Regions from separate parts of the Homo sapiens genome. Here region 1 is linked to region 2. The links are chromatin contacts, found by Hi-C in ENCODE. All regions are on one chromosome and are shown on one strand. Each heading gives the region's core, a stretch centred on a gene start or an enhancer-like site at or near the end of the contact. The rest is flanking DNA. Distances are from core to core; before and after follow the strand shown. Region 1 overlaps ADCY2 (adenylate cyclase 2). Region 2 overlaps ADCY2 (adenylate cyclase 2).

What was found. Hi-C counts contacts between places; a loop is a spot of excess contacts on that map. Pooled maps may share reads with other maps.
Region 1: a pooled map shows a loop between it and region 2 (2.1-fold over the local background). The contact joins two enhancer-like sites. A Hi-C loop is called at or near these places in 2 of 168 maps with a recorded cell type or tissue (Caco-2 and gastrocnemius medialis), 3 of 37 single-sample maps with no recorded cell type and 4 of 50 pooled maps.

The regions. Positions count from the first base shown.
Region 1 is chr5:7,755,329-7,758,161 of GRCh38, forward strand. It overlaps ADCY2 (adenylate cyclase 2), which reads left to right. Exons shown (of 25, transcript NM_020546.3): 16 at 2,121-2,258. Among named protein-coding and RNA genes, the nearest start is that of CFAP90, 94 kb to the right of the region's middle. Within about 2 kb of position 1,308, at least 3 of the 41 ENCODE cell types and tissues checked have a DNase peak (open chromatin) inside an H3K27ac peak, as active enhancers do.
Region 2 is chr5:7,793,137-7,796,305 of GRCh38, forward strand. The region is part of intron 20 of ADCY2 (adenylate cyclase 2); the gene reads left to right. Among named protein-coding and RNA genes, the nearest start is that of CFAP90, 56 kb to the right of the region's middle. RefSeq lists enhancers at 1,143-1,302, 1,553-1,652. Within about 2 kb of position 1,344, at least 2 of the 41 ENCODE cell types and tissues checked have a DNase peak (open chromatin) inside an H3K27ac peak, as active enhancers do.

The sequences.
Region 1 (2,833 bases), core at 58-2,557, 38 kb before region 2:
TCCTGCGTCTCCCTCAGGGGGGCATGTGCGCTGTACACAAACATTGTTCATCTTTTCCTATCAGGAGCTGGAAGGAAGAAAAAAAAAAACATGGTGGAAAGGAGTAGAGAGGAGGAGATTTTGTTGTTGTTTACATAGATATAAAGGAAATAGGATTTTGGTCACTAAAATGTTTCTAAGAAACATTGTGTTTTCTTCATTGAAATAACAGGAAGAGCTAACACTTGTAAGTCCTGTTGCACGCACCTTCTCTAACTCGTTTAAACCTCTGCAAAGACAGAGGAGGCAGGTACTGTTATTATCCCCGTTTCAGAGAGGAAGAAACTGGGACCCCATTTCAGAGAGGATCATTAATTTGCGCAAGTTTCCCAGCAGTAGAGGTTTGAAGCTAGGCCATGGCTGATTCTTTAACCTTCTCAACTCCTCTCTCCTGTGTTTAGACGATCATTCAACTGTTGTATCAACATTGAACATACAGCAATGCTTAGGGCAACAATAATTTTAGGAACAATACAAAAATAAGATGTGAAAGAAGTAGAGAACTGAAAGCGCAGCCTATTTGTGCTGTTCAGGAATATTCTTTATTTGAATTTGAATTTCACTGATGTCACACCAGCTTTGTTTGCCAATAGGTTAACTTGGTAGTATCGATCAAAGGGCATAATTTATGTTATTCCTTCTTCTGAATTTCTTGAAATCATCACCTTGTTTTGTTTCCAAGACACATAGCCTTGGGACCACAGGCCCGTTAGTGTGAAGATAACAATGTCAATCCCTGGAGGACTTTTACTTCCTGCTTCTCATATCAGATAACGTATGCAAATTATGCCCACGCAGCATCTGCATAGGCAGAGTTGATGTCACCCACAGTTCAGTGGAACTCTGTGTACTGCTCCACACTCATACCTGGGAGAATATGGTGAGAATCCTTGGAAAGGTGGCCCTCAAGATGGGTGAGCTTATGCACTGAGACCCCATGGTGAATGGGGAGCAAATGCTGGCTGTCGTTCCCCAAAGATCTCAATTCCTTCTTGTATCAAAAAAGTTTCCCCAACCCCGATATGTATAGCCGCATATTCACAACAGCCAAGAGGTGAAGCAACTCAGTGTCCATTTTATGAATGGATAAAAAAAAGTATAGATCCATACAATGGAGTTTTATTCAAGCTTTAAAAAAGAAGGAAATCTTGGCATAATGCTACAACATCGTGATCTCTGGTGACATTATGCTGAAAGAAATAAGCCAGTCACAAAAGGAGAACTACTAGATGGTTCCACTTATAGGAGGTCTTAGAATAGTCACAGTCATGGAAACAGGAAGGGGAATGGTGGTTGCCGGGGGCTGGGAGGAGGGAGGAACGGGGAGTTGTTTTTCCATGGGTATAGAGTTTCAATTTGGTAAGACTGAAAATCCTAGAGATGTTACACAACAATGTGAATGTGGTTGTCACTACTGAACTGTACACTTGAAAATGGTTTAAAGGGCACATTTTATATTATGTGTTTCTAACACCGTTAAAAATTGTTTGGAGGGAAAAAAGGAGCTTCTCCGTGTGGGAGAAAACCCCCACAAGACCAGACGAGACCACACAAAGCCATCAAGCCTCGTGCCTGAGATTTTCAGACACCGTATTTGTAAGTTCAGGCGCCAAACTAAGTCTGTGGCCTGGGCTGTATTCTTGTAATCTGCTAATGCAGTGTTAAAAGGGTTAGGAGATGTGTTGATCGCTTGCCACATAAATCAGCTGAATAAATGATAACTTTCATCATAGCTGTGATCAGAGACCCAACACATCCCCCAGGGTGATTTAATTAACTGACATTTTTCCTTTGAGAAAGGAATCACTTAAAAACATAATTTCAGGTCTGTTTTAAAAGACATACAAGCACATTGTACCTTTGTCATAGGCATTTAATTTGTTCTCAATTGGTAGCAATGATGCCAACATAATTTTAATAAGGTTTGTGACTTCGTATGGGTCCCCAGGGGAGGATAGAATCTACATGTTTAGTCTATGAACAATGTTGGTGCTTCTTGTGGTTGTAAACATTGTCATCAAGAAACTGGAGAGAAGTCATCAGCTAGCAATGCTTCTCTTTTTCTTTCTCTCTTCTCCTAGCAATGCAGCAAAAAAGCCTCTCCCCTGCTCATGTGGCTTTTGAAGTCCTCGGGCATCATTGCCAACCGCCCCTGGCCACGGATCTCTCTCACGATCATCACCACAGCCATCATATTAATGATGGCCGTGTTCAACATGGTAAGTCCCAGAGCACGGCCGTGTTCAACATGGTAAGCCCCAGAGCATGGCCGTGTTCAACATGGTAAGCCCCAGACCACAGCCGTGTTCAACATGGTAAGCCCCACACCATAGCTGTGTTCAACATGCTCAGCCCCGGGGTGAGTCAGGGCTCACAGCAGGCAGGGCGTTCTTCCCTTCTGGGACCTGTTCTGTGGAATTTTGGAAACTTGCATTTGGCTCCTTTGCAACACCAGTTGCTGCCTATTAAATTTAGCATCTCTTGGCTACAGCAGTCATTTCTCTAAGGAAAGGGGTGCTTTCACAGAGCCACCTTGAGAGACTGGGTGACTCCTTGGATCAGTTCCCCACTTCCTTGCTCATGGTGGCCCCTCAACAGGCTACAGAAATAACTGCAATGTCTTAAGGATAGTCATGAGGGACAAAGGAACCCTCAAACTAAGGAGAGTGCGGTGTCCTGCCCTGGAGTTTAAATGATGCGATTGCAACCCCTTGCTCCCCGTCTCACCAGCTGCACGACTAGAAAGACGTTTTCATTGAACTCCACAGGCTCCATTTTCACTTCTTTGAAAGTG
Region 2 (3,169 bases), core at 94-2,593:
GCTGCTGTTGGGTTAAAGACACACAGTGTCAGCTGGGTGCGGTGGCTCAGGCCTGTAATCTCAGCACTTTGGGAGGCCAAGGCAAGCGGATCATGAGGTCAGGAGTTCAAGACCAGTCTGGCCAACATAGTGAAACCCTGTATCTACTAAAAATACAAAAACAAGTTAGCCGGGCATGGTGGTATGTGCCTGTAATCCCAGCTAGTAAGGAGACTGAGGCAGGAGAATCGCACCAACCCAGGAGGCAGAAATTGCAGCGAGCCGAGATCGTGCCTTTGCACTCCAGCATGGGCAACAGTACGAGACACCATCTCAACAACAACAACAAAAAAGACACACAGTGTCTCCTGTAGCATTCACCACCCTGCGAGCTCCATGGTGTAAAGCCGAGTAGTGGGGCAGGCAGCATGGCCTAACAGGAGCCCGGAGTGGGGACTCGGGACCTGGGGTGAGCCCTGGTTTTGGCACTGCCTCACTGCAAGGGCAGCTCGGAAACTTTCCAGGAGCAAAGCAGGAATGGGAACATTTAGATGAAGCCAGCTCTGGGCTTTGTTTCTGTATTTGTCAAATAAAGAAGGTGAACCCCTTGGGGGTGTCATCACAGCCACTGTAGCCCTGTGTGTACATAGGGACCTGTCTTTAAGCATTGATATAAATCCCCCTGCAGATGATCAGTGCCTGTTCACCAAGCTTCCAGTTGCAACACCTGAAGATGGTTCCTTCCTTCATTCGGGAAACACGGGGTCCTCAAATCTACACCTGACTGGGGGCAGCCTACAGCCCTATAGGAGAATGAAAGAGCTTGGTTTCAGAGCTCTTCAGACTTGGACCAGCATGGATGGCTCCACGTTCCATAACAGGCATGCCAAGGGTGTTTGGATGACGCTCAAGGCCAGTGATTCCTGCCTGGTAGGCTTGCAGTCTCGCTGCTGACCTGACATGTTCTCTGGAAGGGAGAAGAGTGGACACTGAACCTTAAATCAGAGCATCATCATTCCCACTGTGATGCTGGGAAATGAAATGATCGTGTCATTCTGCTCAGCTGGCGGGCTGCAGGGTTCTCTGTACTTAATCACACAATGCAGATCTTCCCTTGGCTGTAACATTTCAAATGTTACTACCAATTTCTGTCTAATAGGGTGAGCAATGGGGGTGATGGCTACTCTAGCAGCCATTGTAAGACTTGGGGACTAAACTATTAAAAGGAGCCCCCAATCCCCACCACAATCAGAGCAGACCTATGCCGTCTCCTCAAGGACCCTGTACTCCCCCAGGGGAGGTTTGCTAGCCAGTTGCGGGAACAGTGAGTGTGGGGAGATTCTGGAGGCTTCAGTCCCCATGGGAACAGCACTGCATGCAAAACAGAGCCCACACAAAGGGCCTGAGCAAGAAAGAGAGGCACCAACCCCCTGCCAAAAGTTCTCAGAGTTCCCACAGTGAGTCTCAGAAAGGGAGAGTTTTGTTTGTTTCTGAAAACACATAATGAGGGTGTTATAAGAAGAGCCACCTGCGTGCATAAAGCATAGCAAAGTCGTGCCCCTCCCTTCTGTGGAATGTCTCCTGTGGCCATCGGACCCTGCTGCCCTAAAGTAGCCTCCTCACTGGACAGAAGAATCTATTTCCTTGACCTAATGATGTAATATTAACCTTGCAATCCCAGGCCAGGTGGGGCTAATATTGTGTGGCCTTGCACAGCTGAATGATAACGGTGCCCATGCTGTTTAAGAGTGTAGCTATCATCAAGGTTTCTGTCCCCTCTACAGTGTCAGGACCAAATACTGACATCCTGCCTGAGCTCTTTTCCTCCCTAAGGTTTCCCCAAGCAGAAGCCCTACCCCTTACTGAAACTGCATGGCAGAGTGTGGCTGATGCTGGGACCAAAGAAGTCCCTGCAGACAAGAGCAGTGCTTCTGAAAGTGAAGCACCTGCTAAACAAGCTATTACTGGTCCCCACACAAGCCTTCCTTGACCTCCTGGGCCCTGAGAGGTGACTGAGAGCAAAGCATCTGTCCCAGCCCTGGCACCTCTTGGCTATGGGGCCTCAGAGTCCTCTCAGAGACCATTACCAATTTTTGAAGCAATAATTTAGATGAAGCTCTTAGAACTGTGCATGGCATGTAGTAAATACTGTTAGCTATCTTTTAAGCAAATATCCCAGATTCATGCAAAACTTGAGAATCACTGCCCCTGGGAATTGATCAAAAGCTTTCAGAAAGGGCTCCTGCCCAACATTTTTAGAGCCTGAATAAAGTGGAAAACAAAACCCAATGTAATCACTTCGCTCCTGTTCCTGGCATTGGATAAAAAGCACTGTGGGCAGTGCCTGCCTTCCCAGCCCCCTCTCAGCAGGGTGGGCCAAGCCCTGGTGCTGAGTGCTCAGTGCCTCTGAATGCAGAGGCCCCGGGGGAGGCTTCTGGGGCATGGGGTGGATGGGAGCAGGCCCTCAGCCCCTTTGTGTGGGTTGCCCCGGCATCCACCACACTAATCCATTTCCACTAAACTCTTGGTGATACTGCTCTGTGAGTCTTCTGGAAATAATACAGGAAAACAAGACTTTGGCAAAAGCAAGTATAGCTATACTTTACCAATATTGCCGGTTTGGTTCCAGACCTCTGCAATAAAGTGAATATCACTATCAAGCGAGTCACAAATTTTTGCTTTCCCAGCACATGTGAAGATTGTTTACACTATACTGTATGTTTTAAGTATTCAATAGCATGATGTGTAAAAAAAAATGTACATACCTTAACTTTAAAATACTGTATTGCAAAAAATGCTGACATGGATACACAAAATGAGCACATGCTGTTGGGAAAATGGTGCCATTAGACTTGGTCAAGGGAGGGTGGCAGCAAACATTCACTTTGTGAAAGATGCAATATCTGTGCACTGCAATAAAGCAAGACGCAATACAACAAGGTCTACCTATAAGCCAAAAAAAAAAGGACTTGAAGTCATGTTTTATTTCCCTGCCTGGGATCAGCTTATACCTGCATCCTTTCTGACTTAACTAGTGAAATACTTCATGCATAAACAGGATGGGGGCTGCTTCCCTGCAGAATCACTGCCCTGAGGATGAACGACTTCCTGGGACCAAAACTGACAGGTCAGGACTCTGGGAGAGACCAGGGAGGCAGTTCCATTCCTCTCTGTGGCACAACCTGTGGTT